Linked DNA regions of Mus musculus: region 1 is linked to region 2. A link is a loop called in an ENCODE intact Hi-C map of the cell type or tissue named here. Cell type or tissue: left cerebral cortex. All regions are shown on one strand.

Evidence for each region. Hi-C counts contacts between places; a loop is a spot of excess contacts. Peaks named below come from ENCODE experiments on the same cell type or tissue, not always from the same donor. Only the 100,000 strongest peaks of a DNase experiment are listed, where the experiment ranks them.
Region 1: it touches region 2 in a loop (2.9-fold over the local background); 11 of 42 quality-filtered maps call a loop at or near these places.

What each region holds. Positions count from the first base shown.
Region 1 is chr8:126,561,661-126,569,660 of GRCm38, forward strand. It overlaps Gm39286 (a long non-coding RNA gene), which reads right to left. Exons shown (of 3, transcript XR_879365.3): 3 at 5,674-6,401. Among named protein-coding and RNA genes, the nearest start is that of Gm39286, 6.3 kb to the right of the region's middle. In left cerebral cortex, a CTCF peak has its summit at 4,772; DNase peaks (open chromatin) are centred at 4,579 and 5,152; H3K27ac peaks cover 1,473 bases.
Region 2 is chr8:126,512,789-126,520,788 of GRCm38, forward strand. No RefSeq gene overlaps it. Among named protein-coding and RNA genes, the nearest start is that of Gm51605, 16 kb to the left of the region's middle. In left cerebral cortex, CTCF peaks have their summits at 6,986 (motif pointing left) and 7,187 (motif pointing left); DNase peaks (open chromatin) are centred at 4,571 and 7,307; H3K4me3 peaks cover 715 bases; H3K27ac peaks cover 2,028 bases.

The sequences.
Region 1 (8,000 bases), 49 kb after region 2:
CCGTGTGATTCACCACGTGACTCACAGAGCTGACACCCTGTTCTCCAGGAGTCTGCCGCTCAATTTCTTCTCTGCCAGCATACTCTTCAGTTCAATGTGTTCCCTTTGTGGTGGTGGTATTGTGGCAGGATATTTGTTAGGATGGAAGGATAATTTTACAATGTGTTTTCCAAGTGTGTGTGTGTGTGTGTGTGTGTGTGTGTGTGTGTGTGTGTGTGTGTGTACACGTGCTCAAGTGCTCGAAGGTGTGCCTGACCACCCCTGTGCACTCCTGTGGAGGCCAGATGTCATGGTCAGGAGTTATTCTGGGTCTCTTGCTAAACCCAGCTCACCATTTCAGCTACACTGGTCGGTCAGTGAGTTCCATACCCAATTCTCACCTGTCCCTCCCTGCAGGTGCTGGATTTACAGTACACACTGCTACTTCTGGATTTATGTGGGTGCTTGGGATACCAGCTGTGGTCCCTGTGCTTGTATGGCAAGGACTTGAGCCAGCTCCCAGCCCACAAGGTGTCTTCTTCCTTCCTTCCTTCCTTCCTTCCTTCCTTCCTTCCTTCCTTCCTTCCTCCCTCCCTCCCTCCCTCCCTCCCTCCCTCCCTCCCTCCCTCCCTCCCTCTCTCTCTCTCTCTCTCTCTCTCTCTCTCTCTCTTTCTGTATCTATTTATTTATTTTGGTTTTTCAAGACAGGGTTTCTCTGTGTAGCCCTGGCTGTCCTGGAACTCACTTTGTAGACCAGGCTGGCCTCGAACTCAGAAATTCACCTGCCTCTGCCTCCCAAGTGCTGGGATTAAAGGCGTGCGCCACCAATGCCTGGCTACAAGGTGTCTTCTTGACTTAAAGTTTTTATAGATGTATGTTATTATTCATTGTGTGTACATGTGTTCGTATCTGAAAGTATGTGTGAGGCCAACGAAAGACCATCTGACCCCCTTGAGCTGGACTTACAAGCAGTTGTGAGATGTTCCACACAGGCGCTGGTATCTGAACATAGATTCTCTGGAGGAGCAAGTGTTTGTAAACACTAAGCCATCTCTCCAGTCCTGACACAACTTTCTGACACATACAGCTTTTGGAGGGAGCTATTTTCCTGACTGCCACAAAGCAGTCTCGCTGGTGTTTTCTGACTTGTTCTGAGAGTCCCTGCCAGGATTTGCCTTCTTTGGGCATTTTGCACACTCCTCTCACACACACTCCTCACACCCACACCCACACACTCCTTCTACACAGCCATCACATACTCCTCATACACAGTTCTCACACACAGCATACACACTCCTCACACACACAGCCCTCACTCACAAGCCTCACACACTCCTCACATACATATTTCTTATGCACACACTATGCACACACACACACACTCTTCTCCCTCAGAAGTTTCCATGCAGAGACAGGGACACAGGTGGAGTTACAAGTAAAAAAAAAAAAAAAAAAAAACAGTCAGCAGCAGGATGAATAAGCAAATTCCCACAAACACCTTCCAATTCCCTCCCCAGCCAATCCCTCCCTGTTCTTCTTCCTCCTGTCCCTGGTAGAGACTACTGGGTCTGGGTCCAGTCTCATTCCAGATTGCTTTCCGTAGATAATTCCTTCACGCTTTTATGTTGCCTGATCACTAGTTCCTAAAAATCACCTGGAATAATACATGTCTTATGGATCGAACCTGATCTGACATTTCTATATGTACAGAAAATACACACCTCCTATGCTACATTGTAGCAGGACTGTATTTTAAAAGCTTCAGAACAACTTGCATGCCTAATAGTTAACTGCAGTGCATGTTGGTACAGCCACTGTGTGGAGCACCATGTGTATGGAGCAGCATGTGTGTGGAGCACCAAGTGTGCAGAGCATCATGTGTGTGCATGTTTGTGGAGCACCAAGTGTGTGGAGCACCAAGTGTGCAGAGCATCATGTGTGTGCATGTGTGTGGAGCACCAAGTGTGTGTGTGTGTGGGAGCACCAAGAAGATGGTGACTACAAGGTAAACACTTATGACATAGCAAGATTAAACTTTAAATTACCAGATAAAATTACATATATCACTTGCCCAAACTATTAGAATTTTGTCAAGAAAGACACATTATCTTAGGACTTGTACCATGCTTTCCCTCATGGCAAGCTATACCTGCACTCTGTGAGCCCAGTTAAGCCTTCTCTCCCTTAAATTGCTTGTGTCAGGTGTTTGTTGCAACAACAAAATAACAAGGAACATAGAAAATGCTAAGTAATAATGTATTACTTCCCTTTGGGTTTTCCCCCATTTTAAAAATTATTAGAGATTTATATATTTCATAATGAAAATTTTTACTTATTTAGAATTCTTTTTTTTCTCTCTCTGAAGGCAGGAAAGATAAATTTCAGCATAGTTTAATTTGTAAGAGAATATCCCACCCAATCTTTTGAGGGGCACTGCTTCTGGCCCCTTCTTTTCAGCTCTGTGCAGTTGCAGATGAAAGCAAGCAGCCTGTGGGTGCAGCCACAGATAGAGCATCAGACATTGTCTTATCAAGCAGGGGGACGAAGTGATGAGAAGATTCCCCTGTCTTTTGAGGCTTTCTTACCAAGGGCACACCCAGGATTCTGTAGGAAAAGCATCCATCATAGGTTCCCAAGCCCCTGGCCAGCAGAATAAGATGAAAGCCGCTCCCTCAGTGCCTAGTGTCTGTAGACAGAGCCTATGAAGAGTTCTGCTTTGCCTAAAGGACTGAAGGGTGTTAGGGGAGTGGACCAGCCTGGCTTCACAATCTCTTCAACTGTGTCCTTTGGCGTGTGTATGTGCACGCGTATCTTGTTATCAGGGACTCACAATTTGTTTGTTTGTATTGAGGATTTCTGTATGGGTTCTGGGGAATCCAGCTCAAACATGCTTGGGAGGCAACATTTTACTGAATGAACGATTCCTCACCACCCAACCTACACACCACCTCCTGCCTCGGGTTTGGTTAAGCAGTCAATGTGGATAACAGGAAATGTCCCCACAGGCACGCGTGTTTGAATACTTGGTCCCCAGCTGGTAGCACTCTCTTGAGGGGTTATAGAACCCTTGGGGCAGGTGGCATGGTTGTTGGAAGTCTCTGGAGGCCAGTCTCGGAGCAGGACAGCCTAGCCCCACTTCCAGGTGGAGTTTTCTGTGTTCAGCAAGATGCGAACAAGCTGAGCAGGATCTTCCTGCAACGCAGACGTTAGCAGCCATGTCATCCCCACTGAGATGTTTGGTGTTCCAACCAAAACAAATGTCCCTCCTTTGGGATGCTTCCCTCAGGAATGTTGTCAGTAGGGACTGGAAGTGTAAATGATGCCCTAGGGGGAGGGGTGCTGAGCACAAAGGGATCAAGGTCAAATCAGGCACAGTCTAGGTCCTCAAGGACATAGGGTTCCACCGTTTCCCACAGAAACATTGGCCCTCTACAGTAGCAGCAGGGTCCACTCCATGCTTATCAGAAATGCTTGGGCCTTGGGTTCACTCTGGATTTTAACAGGTTTCCCAGTGGGCACACAGAGGGGTGAAGTGGACTGTCTACAGGGTAGGCACTGTCTACACGGGACACACCTAATTTCTGCAGAGTGTAATTATGATCAGGTTTTGGGTTGGTATTATTATTTAGCTTTCATGGACAGTCTCAGCTTATTACAAATCCAACCAGGAGCATATGTGACTGCCACAGGATTCATGGGCACAGTCATGAAGACAGTGAGTGCCTGAGGAAGTGGAAAGTCCCTGCAGCTGCCCAGCTCCAGCCTGGGAGGCTTAATGGAGGGAGCCAGCAGGGCAGCATAGGAGCAGAAGAGGAAGTGGACATCTGTTTCTTCAGAGGACACTCGAAAGGACAGTAGCTTCACCGGAGCCCGAGAAAGCAGGTTTGGGAGGAGAACCTTCCTTGTGGCCTCATCTATGACGTACACCACCCTCTTGGGCTCTGAACATCAAGTGGCTCTCCATAAACCACCTCCTGGCCCTGTATGATGTCTGCACATGGTCACTGAGTGGAGGACGTTCTCAGGGCACCAAATGTGCCAGCAGCTCAGAGGCAATGACTTCCATTTGTCCCGTGTACTCTACAGAAGGAAGGGTTCTTGGGACTGATGTGGGATTTTATTATTTATTCCTCAGTGTGTGTTATGTAAATGTGTGTGTGCATTGTGTTTGTTATGTAAATGTGTGTTTGTGTCTGGTATGGTCTGTCCAAGCAGGATGACCAGGCATGGAGATTGGGGAGACAGAGTGAGTGAGTTGTATTCCCAGACAAGAGCCTCAGTTGTGACCTGGACACAGCTCTGCTGGGCTCGAGGAGAGAGACGCATCATCAGTGACATCTTAAACCAGGGTTCCCTTTCATCTTAAACCAGGGTTCCCTTTCACCCAGTGCAGGTGGAGCATAAAAATACCCACTGTGGGCATATTTCCTACAGAGGGGAGGGAGCTCTCGGTCATGGGGAAAGCTGTCTAAATAAAGACACTCCAGGGGAGGGACAGCTAGGCTTCACCAAGTTTCTTCACCCAGAGTCATCTGAGTGGACACTGTGCCAAGCTGCCTCTGGGGAAACTAGAGGGAAGTGTCACCACCCTAAAGCCCACATGGGGGGTGAGGGGCAGGGGTGGGGGAGGTGAACCCAGTGAGAGTGTAGCTCCTCAGCTTCTCCTCAGAGGAGCCCAACAGGCCGAGCCAGCGGGGCAATTGTGCCCATAGTGACATGACCCTCTCTCTGCAGAGCTTCTACCCGCTCCTGCTTCCTGCAGCAGCCACTGGGGCACCTTGCCCATCCCACAACCAGCGTTATTTTCAAGCTACCCAAAAATAACAACATTTGATACGAGGCCTCTGAGGCTTTGGCTGTGGTCATGTTTCTAAATTCTTGACTCAAGGGCAGTAAATGAGAGCACTCCTCTCTCTCTCCTCTCTCCCTCTTTCTCTCTCTCCCTGCCTTCCTGTCTCCCTCCCTCCCCCTAGCCGGACTACTTTTCTCATCTTGAGATGTTGGGAGAACCCCAGCCAAGGGATCAGGGCTCAATGGGCCACAGGATATTAATAGTGGTGTTGAGATCATAACACAAGGCTCTTTGTACCACCATGCTCTGAGCCCCAGGGGGAAAAAAAAGCTTCCAAACAGCTCAGAGAGCGTGCCAGCGTGGGGCTGTGTGTGGGGTGAGTCCCGCCTTGCTGAGCTCGGCCACATTCTCCGTTCCTTCGTTTGTCCATTCCACATTCCACATTCCACGGTGAGGATCTATTTCCAGCGTTGCAGAGTACACAAGCCACCCTATTCATGAAATGCATGCTGGGAAGCATTCTTCCCTGCGGATGTTTGTGTGCTCCTGGGAGCTTGCAGACATGGAGCAAATGCGAGCAGCTTGCAAGCCAGGACCCGGGGGCTCTGGGCCTTTGTCTTCCTCGCTGCTTGCTCCTCATTTCCACGTGCAGTAAATTCCCTCTTCTTGTTCCTAAAATGAGAGTGAGTATGCCGTTCACTGAAGGTTGGCTCTGAGTGGTAGGCGACACTGGTTTGGAAATGAAGAGACCTGGGATGACAAGATGATTCTGTGGGTGAAAATGTTTGCCGCCAAGTCTGACATCTGAAGTCAGCCCTCTGGACCCACCTGGTAGGAGGTGGAAGAGGCTGTTGTAAGTTCTGTGACTTCCTCACACAGACACACAGAGACAGTAAAGAGCTGGAGAGATGGCTCTGGAGTTACAAATGCTTGCTCCCATCCAGAGGATGCAGGTTTGGTACTCAGCACCTGCCTCAGGCTCACAACCACCTGTAATGTTAGCTCCAGAGGGTTTGATGCCTCTGGTCTCCGAGACTCCCTGAATTCACATGCAGGTATCCACACATATCCACATAGTTAAAAATAAGACTTTATTTTTTAAAAAAGGAAGTAAGGAGACTCAACTCTTGCTTTGAGGCTCTCTTTAAACGGGAGCGATTATCTTAATTAAACTACATTTTCATCAGGGGGCCAGTCCCTTGATGTGTTAAACGGAAGGAGCAGAACGCTCCATTAATTTTCTTCCAGTGGTATTTGGAGACCCAGGGGCATCAGGACACTGATTCACTGTGACGGGACTGAGCTGTACTTCTGGGTGACTGTGGTGAGCCTTGGGTGGCATTATAAGGGGTGTCAAACCTCTCTATGACAGTAACATTCATCTGCTCCAACAGAAGTTCTGTCACCCTCTGGAAGGGGCCAGGCTGAAGGCCATGTGACTTAGCAGCTGACACATGCAATCATTCTCAGAAGTGTGTGGCCCAAAGTGAGTGCTGCCTCCTGGGAAATGGGGTTTCAGAAATAGAAAGTTCAGGTTGTAAGCCTACTGGGCGGGATCTGGAGCTCCAGGTGCTGGCAGGGCCCTCTGGGGCAGCCCAGAGGCAGGCCATTCAGTGTGTAAATTCTAAACCTGTAAGGGGAAAAAAATGGAAGGATTCTCTTAGCATTTGGAAGTTGTAAAATAAAATCCCTGTTGGCAGGAGCATTTTTGTTCTGCAGGCCTGTACTTCTGAGCAGCTGTTCTGAGCTTACCCAGTCATTGTGCATGTGATGTGATGTGATGTGATATAATGTGATGTGTGTGTGTGTGTGTATACATGTGAGCATGTGGTATGTGTGTGTGGTGGGCTAGCCTGTGTATGTGTGTGATATATCTGTATACATGTGTGGGAGTAGAATAGGAGGGTATAAAATCTGTATGTGTGGTGTGGGTACTGTGTGTGTGCGTGCATGTGGCATGTGTTTTTATGTATGGTATGGTCTGTGGTAGGGTGGATGTGTGGTGTGTATGTTGTATGTGTGCATGTGGAATGTAGGTACATGGGACATGGGGGTATGAAATGTGTATGTGTGGTATATGGAAGGTATGTATTATAAGTTATGTGTGTAGCATGTGTATGTGTGTAAAGTATGTGTGTTATAGACATGGTGTGTGGAGGGTATAAAAGGAGTGAGTTTTTTGTGTGTCTTATGTGTGTATGTGTGTGCAGTGTGGGGGGAGGATGTGATGTGTGTAATGTGTGAAGTGTGTGTGCGTGTTGTATGTTGTGTGTATATATGTTTGGGGTGGAGAGAGTGTGAGATGTGTGTATGTAGTTGTGTATGTGTTATGTGTGTATTTAGAGAGTATGAGATGTGTGTATGCATGTTTTATATGTGTGCTGGGAAGTGTGAGGTATGTGTATGCACGTCGTATACCTGTGTGGGGGATATAGGGGTTTAAGGTGTATATAGTGGTGTGTGTGTGTGTGTGTGTGTGTGTGTGTGTGTGTGTGTGTGTGTAAGTGTTAGGGGTAGAAAGGGTGTGAAGTATGTATGCTCTATATGCATGTTGTATATGCATATTATATGTTGGCATATGTGCGCTATATGTCATATATGTATGTTGTGCTGCAGAAGGTGTGTCTGGGGAGTTTATCTTGCACACGTTATTGGACTAATGAGGAAAAGATGAGGGGACAGAGGCTTTCTCGGACGTAGATGCCTCCCAGGTGGCCCCACTCCTACAGCTCCTGCTCTCTGAGGGTTTTGTCCAAGAGTTCTTGGCAGCACAAATGGACAGAATAAAACTTCATACGTATGTATGTGTGAATGTTTGTTTGTCTGTGTATATGTACACATTTGTCTGGCTTGCATGTGGAGGCCAGAAGGTGTTGTTTCTCGGGCTCTGCCCACCTTGTTTACTTTCAGACTGGGTCTCTCACCAAATGGCCTGGGCTGGCTTGCCAGAGAGACCCAGGGACATGACTGTCTTGGCCTCCCCAGTGCTCAGACTACAAGTGTGGACTGCCTACTCTGCCTTTTTTTGGTTTGTTTGTTTACATGGGTTTTAGGAAGTGAATCCAGGTCTTCATGCTTGTGTACCAAGCACTTTACCACCAAATGGGCATCCTCCCCAGCCTGGGTTGTGGATTCTTTTTTGATGGTGGACAGGAAGCAAAGAGGAAGAGGTCAGGGACCAGATATGGCCTTTCAAAGACATACTCCATTACACCTTGAAGTAATGCTA
Region 2 (8,000 bases):
CTATGTGTGTGTATGTATATATGTGTCTGTGTGTCTGTGTATGTGTGTATGTATGCGTGTGTGTGTGTCTGTGTGTATGTGTGTGTGTGTGTGTGTGTGTATGTATATGTGTATTATGTATGTGTACTTGCACATGTGTTATGGTTTCCATGCCTGGAAGGAACAGAGTGGCAGCACACAGGCACCACACATGGTTCCTCAACTATGAGGTTCCCATTAGTGACACAAAGAGTTTGTCATTTTCACAAGAAGCTCTTGGTCAAATGATGCGCCTCTCCAGTCACCCTCAATCAGTGGTTGTGGTGGCAAAGGAGATACTGAGAAGCTCAAGGGATACATTCCAGTTTTTCCTGTGCCCCATACTCTTCCCTAGTCCCTCCGTGGAAATAAGAGCTCTAGGCACTGTTGGTCACCTGATCCTCAGTACCTGCCAGACCTGTGCTTGCCAGACCTGTGCTCAGCAGCCAAAGGCCACCAAGAAAGAGCTGAAGCAAGAGGGACAAACCCTACACCTGTTATCATACATGCCTCATGCTTACTTGCTATTTCCTCTGCATATGATATGTGTGTGCACAGGTGTGAGCCTCATATGGGTGTGCATGCTTACACTTGTATATAACAGTGTTCTTTTTTAGAGTGTATCTTATGTATACCCATACATGTGTATACATAAATGCATTTGGTTTTATATATAAGGGTTATATAGCCAGGGGTGTGTACTGTTGCTATGTGCATGTCTATGTGCATACATGTATCATTATTTATCCACGAGTGTGTACATATATGTGTGCACCCAAATTATATGCATGGGTAAATGTAAACATGCATCATTTTTCATATACACAGCACATACGTGTGTACTCACAGCAATGCACACCAGGTACATGCCTGTGTGAGTGTGAACATGCATTGTTATCCATACACATGTGTGCATACATATCGGCACACAGCTGTGTGTACACAAGTACATGCTTGAGTGATAGTGAGCATGCCCAGTTGTGCAGCATTTGATGAAGGAAGATGACTTAGCTGGAGGCATCAGTTGGTCAATGTGGAGAAATGGCAGGAGGCAGAGTGTTCCAGCTCATCCCTAGGGTTCTTTACCATGCTCTCGTGTGCCCTTGGCTGTGAACTTGCTGGCCATTGTTGTTTGTGTTTCTTCTTATCACAGTTGTGTGCGGTGGTGGTTAGTGCCTTGGCTCATGCTACACAGAGTGGGTCTTCACGAGGAAGGTTGTGACGATTCAAAGTGGCCTTCTGGGCTCTGTGGCCAGCCAGGTTCTTGTAGCTCAGCAGAGGAAGCTAAATAAAGGGCACACAGTCGATAGTGTGTGTGTGTCTCAGGCTGTACCTTCTTACATTCTCACTGACACCACCCCAGCCTGCTCCCTGAATATAAGTGCTTATGAGTCTCCTAGCAACGGTCTCCAAACATTGGCCTTGAGTGGAGGTCACGGTGCTGTCTGGAGTGCTGTCTGTCACTGCTGGGCTGGCTGCTTTGCCTCACACCCACACATAGTAGTACTTCATCTTTCTCCCATTCCTTAAAGTAAATAATATTGTCTCTGATTTACCAGTGAGGTAACTGAGGCTCAGGAGGGCCAGTTCTCCTAGTTCATATAGTTTATACGCCGAGTCTCACCTCAAGTCCTTGGCCTGTACTTCAGCAGCTGTCTCCCATCCCACACATCAAAGACTCGATGATTTGGGGAAGGGAGAGGTAAAGGCTGAAGAAGGCTAACCCTGGGTGGGTGAGCAAGATCTTTGTGGGAGGGAAAGGCCTCCTGTGCCAGCTTGCTCTCAGGTCCCTGCTGACCTGCCTGCCTGACTCTAGGGTCTGTCAGGGGGCAGGTGCCAGCTTGCTACACAGAACACAGAGTAGAATGCTCTCTGGGGACTACCAAGGGCACCTGTCTCTGTCACTTGCTCTGTTCTTTACAAGGCTGGGACAATGCCACTGTCATCTCTGGCTGAGAGCAGGCCACCACCCAGAGAAGGACAAAGGCCACTGTAGAAACATGTGTCCTAGCTGATCTCTGACGTCAATGTACCCTTCTCGCCCATGAAGTCACTGGACTTCTCCAGGTTTGGAATTTATCAGGCTTATGGTGAAATGTAAAAATTGGGCTTTCCTCCTACTTAAATACTCCTTTCTACCAGGCATGCTAGATCACACTTGCCATGGAGAGATAGGAGCTGAGGCAGGGGGATCACAAGTTTGAGCCATCCTGGGCTACATAAGAAGACCCTGCCTGAAAATAACTCAAGAAGCACACACAGCTCTGAGCTCCTTCTATTTCTTAGCCTCTCTGTTTTCAATCTCTCAGCCTCACAGAGACAAGATACCATCTCTGGTGTGTTAGCTGCAGAGCTCCCATGAATGGTACAACGGGCATCATAGGAGACAGATTGAACTGAAGCTAAGATAACTTCAGCATCTGAAAGGGGAAAAAAAATAAGCACTTTCTGGAGCCCCTTGCCCAGAGGCAGGTCCACAGTCACAAAACCTCCAGAGACAGAAGACTCACAGCCTGCCTCCATTGCCAGGCTCACTGAAAGGACAGCGACTCCTTCTGCAATCCCTTGTCTTAGTCACTCACAGAACTCATGATGTTTCAAAGAAGTTCACAGAGCTGGGGAGGTAGCTCAGTTGGCAGAGTGCTGACCAAGCATTCACAAAGCTCTGGGTTCAATCCTCATGATGGTGGGTGGCACAGGCCCATAATCTGAGCATTCAGGAGTTGGAGGTCAGAGGATAAGGAGCTTAAGGTTCCTTTTTGGCCTAGGTGGTGAGTTTGAGGTCAGTCCAGGATGCATAAGACCTTGTGTGAAAGAAAGAAAGAAAGAAAGAAAGAAAGAAAGAAAGAAAGAAAGAAAGAGAGAGAGAGAGAGAGGGAGAAAGGAAGAAAGGAAGAAAGAGAGGGAGGGAGAAAGGAAGAAAGAAAGGTAGAGGAAGAGAAAAAGAGAGAAAAAAGCAAAAGAGAAAGAGAAAAGAGAAAGAGAGAAAGAGAGAAAGAAAGAAAGAAAGAAAGAGAAAGGAAGAAAGAAAAAGAAAGAAAGACAGAAAAAGAAAGAAATAAAGAAAGGAAGGAAGAAAGAAAGGTAGAGGAAGAGAGAAAGAGAGAAAAAGCAAAAGAGAAAGAGAAAGAAAAAGAGAGAGAAAGGAAGAAAGAAAATGAAAGCGAGAAAGACAAAAAAGAAAGAAAGAAAGAGAGGGAGAAAGGAAGAAAGAAAGGTAGAGGAAGAAAGAAAGAGAAAAAGCAAAAGAGAAAGAGAGAAAAGAGAAAGAAAGAGAGAGAAAGAGAGAGAGAAAAAGGAAGAAAGAAAATGAAAGAAAGAAAGAAAGAAAGAAAGAAAGAAAGAGAAAGGGATAGAGAAAGAGAGAAAGGAAGAGAAAGAAAGAGAAGAAGAGAAAGGAAGAAAAAGAGAAAAGAAAAAGAGAAAGAAAAAAGAGAAAGAATGGAAGAAAGGAAGAAAGAGAGAGAGAGAGAGAGAGAGAGAGAGAGAGAGAGAGAGAGAGAGAAGGAAAAAGAGAAAGAAAGGCAGGGAGCGTGGAGACCTTAAAAGCACTGGCTGCTCTTACATAGGACCCAGGTTTAGCTCCCAGCACCCACATGATAGCTCACTAACATCTGTAACTCCACTTCTAGTGACTCAATGCTCTCTTCTGACCTGCAAGGGCACTGAACAAGCACACTGAATACAGACATGCTCGCAGGCAAAATGCCCCCAAACATAAAAATTTTAATAATAATAATAAAGCTTTCAAAAAACCCTCCCCTAATCACCACAAAAGAAAGACCTGCTCTCCACATTAAGACGTCTAAAGACTGTGATTAATTGGGTAGCGACTGTCTAATGACCTGGAGGTTCCTGTAGGGCAAAGGACTCAGCTAGCTTGAGAACAGGGCTCTTTTAGTGCCCCATGAGGTAGGGATTAGGGGGCGTGGTTCCCTCCATTGCTTCTCCAAAGAAAACACGCCTGACTAGCAGCAGAGATCAATAAAAAGACATCACACCGAAAACAAGAAATCTCACGGGAGGGGAGGCTGACGTCCTTTCTTATTTATGGCTCACGATGAACAGCGGACAGATGTGCTGAGGGAGATCAGAAAGCCGCTCTTAGTTGGGGCTGATTCTGGGGGTCTTTGGAGCAACCGCTTCTCCCAACACTTGACACTGTGACGATGTAATTGGTTTTGGGAGAGCTGGGAGTGGGATAAGGGATTTTCCGGAGGAAGATGAACGCAGGAATGCAGCTCTGGACTGAAGCTGCTGACCCGATTCCTCCAAAATAGATCCCACATCACAGAGCAGCGGGAATCTAAGCCTTCCCAGAGCGCCCACCCGCACTGCTACAAACACCTAATTCATGAAAGAAATGAGCTTTAAAGATGGCAGCCATGCCACCCGTTAGCTGTTTGGTCATCGAAGTGCTTCTAGAAATGGAAAAGAGCTATTCAGCACTAAAGATTTAGGAACGTCTGTTGACATTAAGGAAGCAGCCTCATGGGAGAGCTGACAAGGCTCCCAGAAACATCACCAAGGGAACGGTGACGCAAATGCGTTTGGTTTTCACAGACTGGCGTGCTGCCAGACTCCCTGCCTGACGGCTGATGTAACTCCAGTTCCTATCTAGGTTAGCTTGCTTAGATAGTGCCAGCAGAACACGCAGCCGCAGTCAACAGCAAGCTTCTTTTGGAGACCAGAGTAAAAGGATAAACATATGTTTTCTTCTTTAGATCCTGATGTGTATTGTATTTTAAAGGGGGTACAAGGCTGGAGAGATGGGTCCACGGGTTACAAGGACGGGCTACACTTCTGGAGGATCAGAGTTCGAGTCCCAGCACCCACATGGTAGTTTGCAATCATCCATATTCCAGTCTCAGAGTATTGCGCCCCTCTTCTGACCTCTGTGGGCACCAGGCATGAATACGGCACACAGACATACATGCAAACAAAACTTCTATACACATATACATTTTTTAAAAAAGAATTATTTATTTTATGTATGTGAGTACACCATCACTCTCTTCAGACACACCAGAAGAGGGTATCAAATCCCATTACAGATGTTTGTGAGACACCATGTGGTTGCTGGGAATTGAACTCAGGACCTCTGGAAGGATGAGCAGTCAGTGCTCTAAACCGCTGAGCCATCTCTCCAGCCTATATATATATAACGTTTACAAAGGAAAAGAAAGGAATCTCATGTCAGCCTAAATTCTACCTCAACACAGACCAGAGGCAAGCCTGTCACCCACAAAAGGCATCACTATTTCACAAATATCAGCTCTCAATACTGTTTAGCCTATTAGGGAATAAGAAGGAGACTGTTCCCAGCTGAGCCAAATAATGACAGGAGAAAGCAGAGGACATTAGTTGTGAATGCAAAGATAATGATCCTTTTCATTATTGACTAAATGGGCTGAGGCCTCTGAAACCTGCGCTAAAAGATCACTATTCTAAAACATTTTTCTTAGAGACTGCCGATTTCCGGGTTTGTTTGTTTGTTTACAATCAATAAAGGAGAATTGTTAATTGGAAACATTCCCCCCAGACTCGGGTCAGATGTTGATGCGTTGTCTTCCGCAGGGTGTAAAGGGACAGAAAGCCAAGAAACAAACAAACAAACAAAGACTAGCTTTTAAAGCTTACTAGGTTATCCCAGGACAGAGGAACCTGTGCTGTCTTTAAAGGCCAGAAGCTGATATATAATTGGTTCCCTGGCCTTTAGAGGCAGGTAATTAAATCAGCAAGAGAGGGAGGGGCGAACAGTAATGGAGACAAAAGAGCCAGGCTAAAAATACAAGGGAAGGACCAGAGCTGACCGGATACCAGTCCTTGAAGGCACAGTATTGATCATGCCCAGGTTTACAGCACACCCCTCCCACTCTGCTCTGTTTTCCCTCCTCCACCCCTCTCCTCTACCCACCCATTTCCTTTTCTTCTTTCCTTTATTTATTTGTTTGCTTACTTATGTGGGTTTTTGTTTGTTTGTTTGTTTTGTTTTGTTTTTTGAGACAGGGTCTTTCTGCGTAATTCAGGCCTTAAACTCACACCATCCTTTCTACCTCAACCTCCCAGGTGTTGGATTGCAGGTATATGCCACCACTCCTAGGTTAACCCATTCTTTGTTTGTTCTCTGTGTGTGTATGTGTGTGTGTGTGTGTGTGTGTGTGTGTATGCGTGCGTGTGTGTGTGTGTGTGTGTATGCGTGCGTGTGTGTGTGTGCGTGTGTATGCGTGTGTGTGTGTGTGTGTGTGTGTGTGTGTGTGTGTGTGTGTGTGTTGATGTACATGTGAAGGCATATGGAGGTGAGAGTCAACCCCAGGTATTTTTCCTCAAATGCTATTATCTACCTCAAATGCTATGCGTTTTTGAGGCAAGATCTCTCCCTGGCCTGGGTCTCACTACTAGGCTGACTGGCCAGTGAGCCCCAGGAATCTTCTGTCTCTGCTTCCCCTGCTCTGGGATCACTTTTGCTTGCCGCCACACTAGGTTTTTTGCATCATTTCTGGTGTCTGGCTCAGGCCCCTCTACTTGCAGCTAAGCTGTCTCCCCAGCCCTCAGCTCATTTCTTTCAGGTAACTTTTGGGGTTGTGTTGTTTTCCGCCTAGGAGATGTTTAAGGGCAAACCTCTGAATTTACTAGAAAAATTGACATGTGTATACACATTTATTCTGAAAGGATTCCTAGATTTGGTTCGTTTCTCTAACGAGATCCAAGAGGCTCCACCCCAAGGAAGACCGCTGGAACCAAAAAAAAAAAAAAAAAAATCATCATATTAAAAGAAATAAGTCAGACTCAAAAAAATTCAAGGGTGGTGTGTTCCATATGAAAACAAAACAAACACAAACACAAAAAATCAAAGTGAGAATCTGGAAGTAGGAGAACCAGAGTTCAGTGCTGAGCACCTCTGGCAGGTAACTCAAAACCACTGCAACTCCAGCTCCAGGGGATCTGGCGCCCTCTTGTGGTCTCCAGGGGCCCTGTACTCATAAGCACAGACACACTGGTACACATAAAAAAGTAGTTAAAAAAAATTAAAATAAACATGCATTCTAGATCTAGGGCAATCTGAGGGAACACCATGCTTTCTGGGGTCCCAGCTGTAATCCTTGGAATATAGGCCAGCTGTAATCCTTGGAAATCCCTCTCCTGTGGTCTTACCAGGCCCCACATCCAGAAGGGTCTACAACTTCCTAAACAGCGCCCCCAGCTGGAGAACAAGTGTTCAAACACATGCACCTGGATGGTGGGATGGGGATAGAGGGGACCTGCACATTCAAACTGTAATAGTTATCTTGATTCAGGAAGATAAGTGGATGAATCAAGGTTGTCTCAAAAGTCTGGGTTGTTTCCTACCCAGCAACAATGTCTGGATGACGTGGTGCCATAGGGAGCCGAAGGCTTTAAGGCATCAGTCTGAGAGACAAGCTGGCTCTCTTGTTCAAAAGACTTATTTGCTTTTCTTGGAAACAACACAGCCCTAGACTGACATGGCACCTGTTTAGAACTTGTGTGGCCTCTTGTTCCTATATGAGCACTGTTGGGAAGAAGGGAGAGACTGGGGTTAACGTGGCAGAGAGATGTGGGCAGGAGAATCTAAATATCTTTTTTTTTTTTCTTTTTAAGGCTACTTGTTCTTTCTAAGTCAAATAAGGGAAAGACTGAATAAAGAAAACCAGCCAGCGCTCTTTAATTCTTCCAACTTTAAAGTATCTTCATTTTTATAGAGCACATCTGTCAGGTTCTTTTAAGGGCAAAATTATCCTAAGTGGTCTGCTGCATAGGCCTCATATTTTCAGGAATAAACATTGCCTTGACGGATGACCTTCTAACCAGTGAACATGGAGAAGTTCAGGTGCTGTCCTTGGGGAACTCCTCATCCTCCCATCCCTCTCTCCCTCCCTCCTGAGTGATGGGTTACACCAACACGCCCCATTTGGGCAGCTTAGTCTGTGAGAGCTTGTTACTGTTCAACTATTTTAAAATTT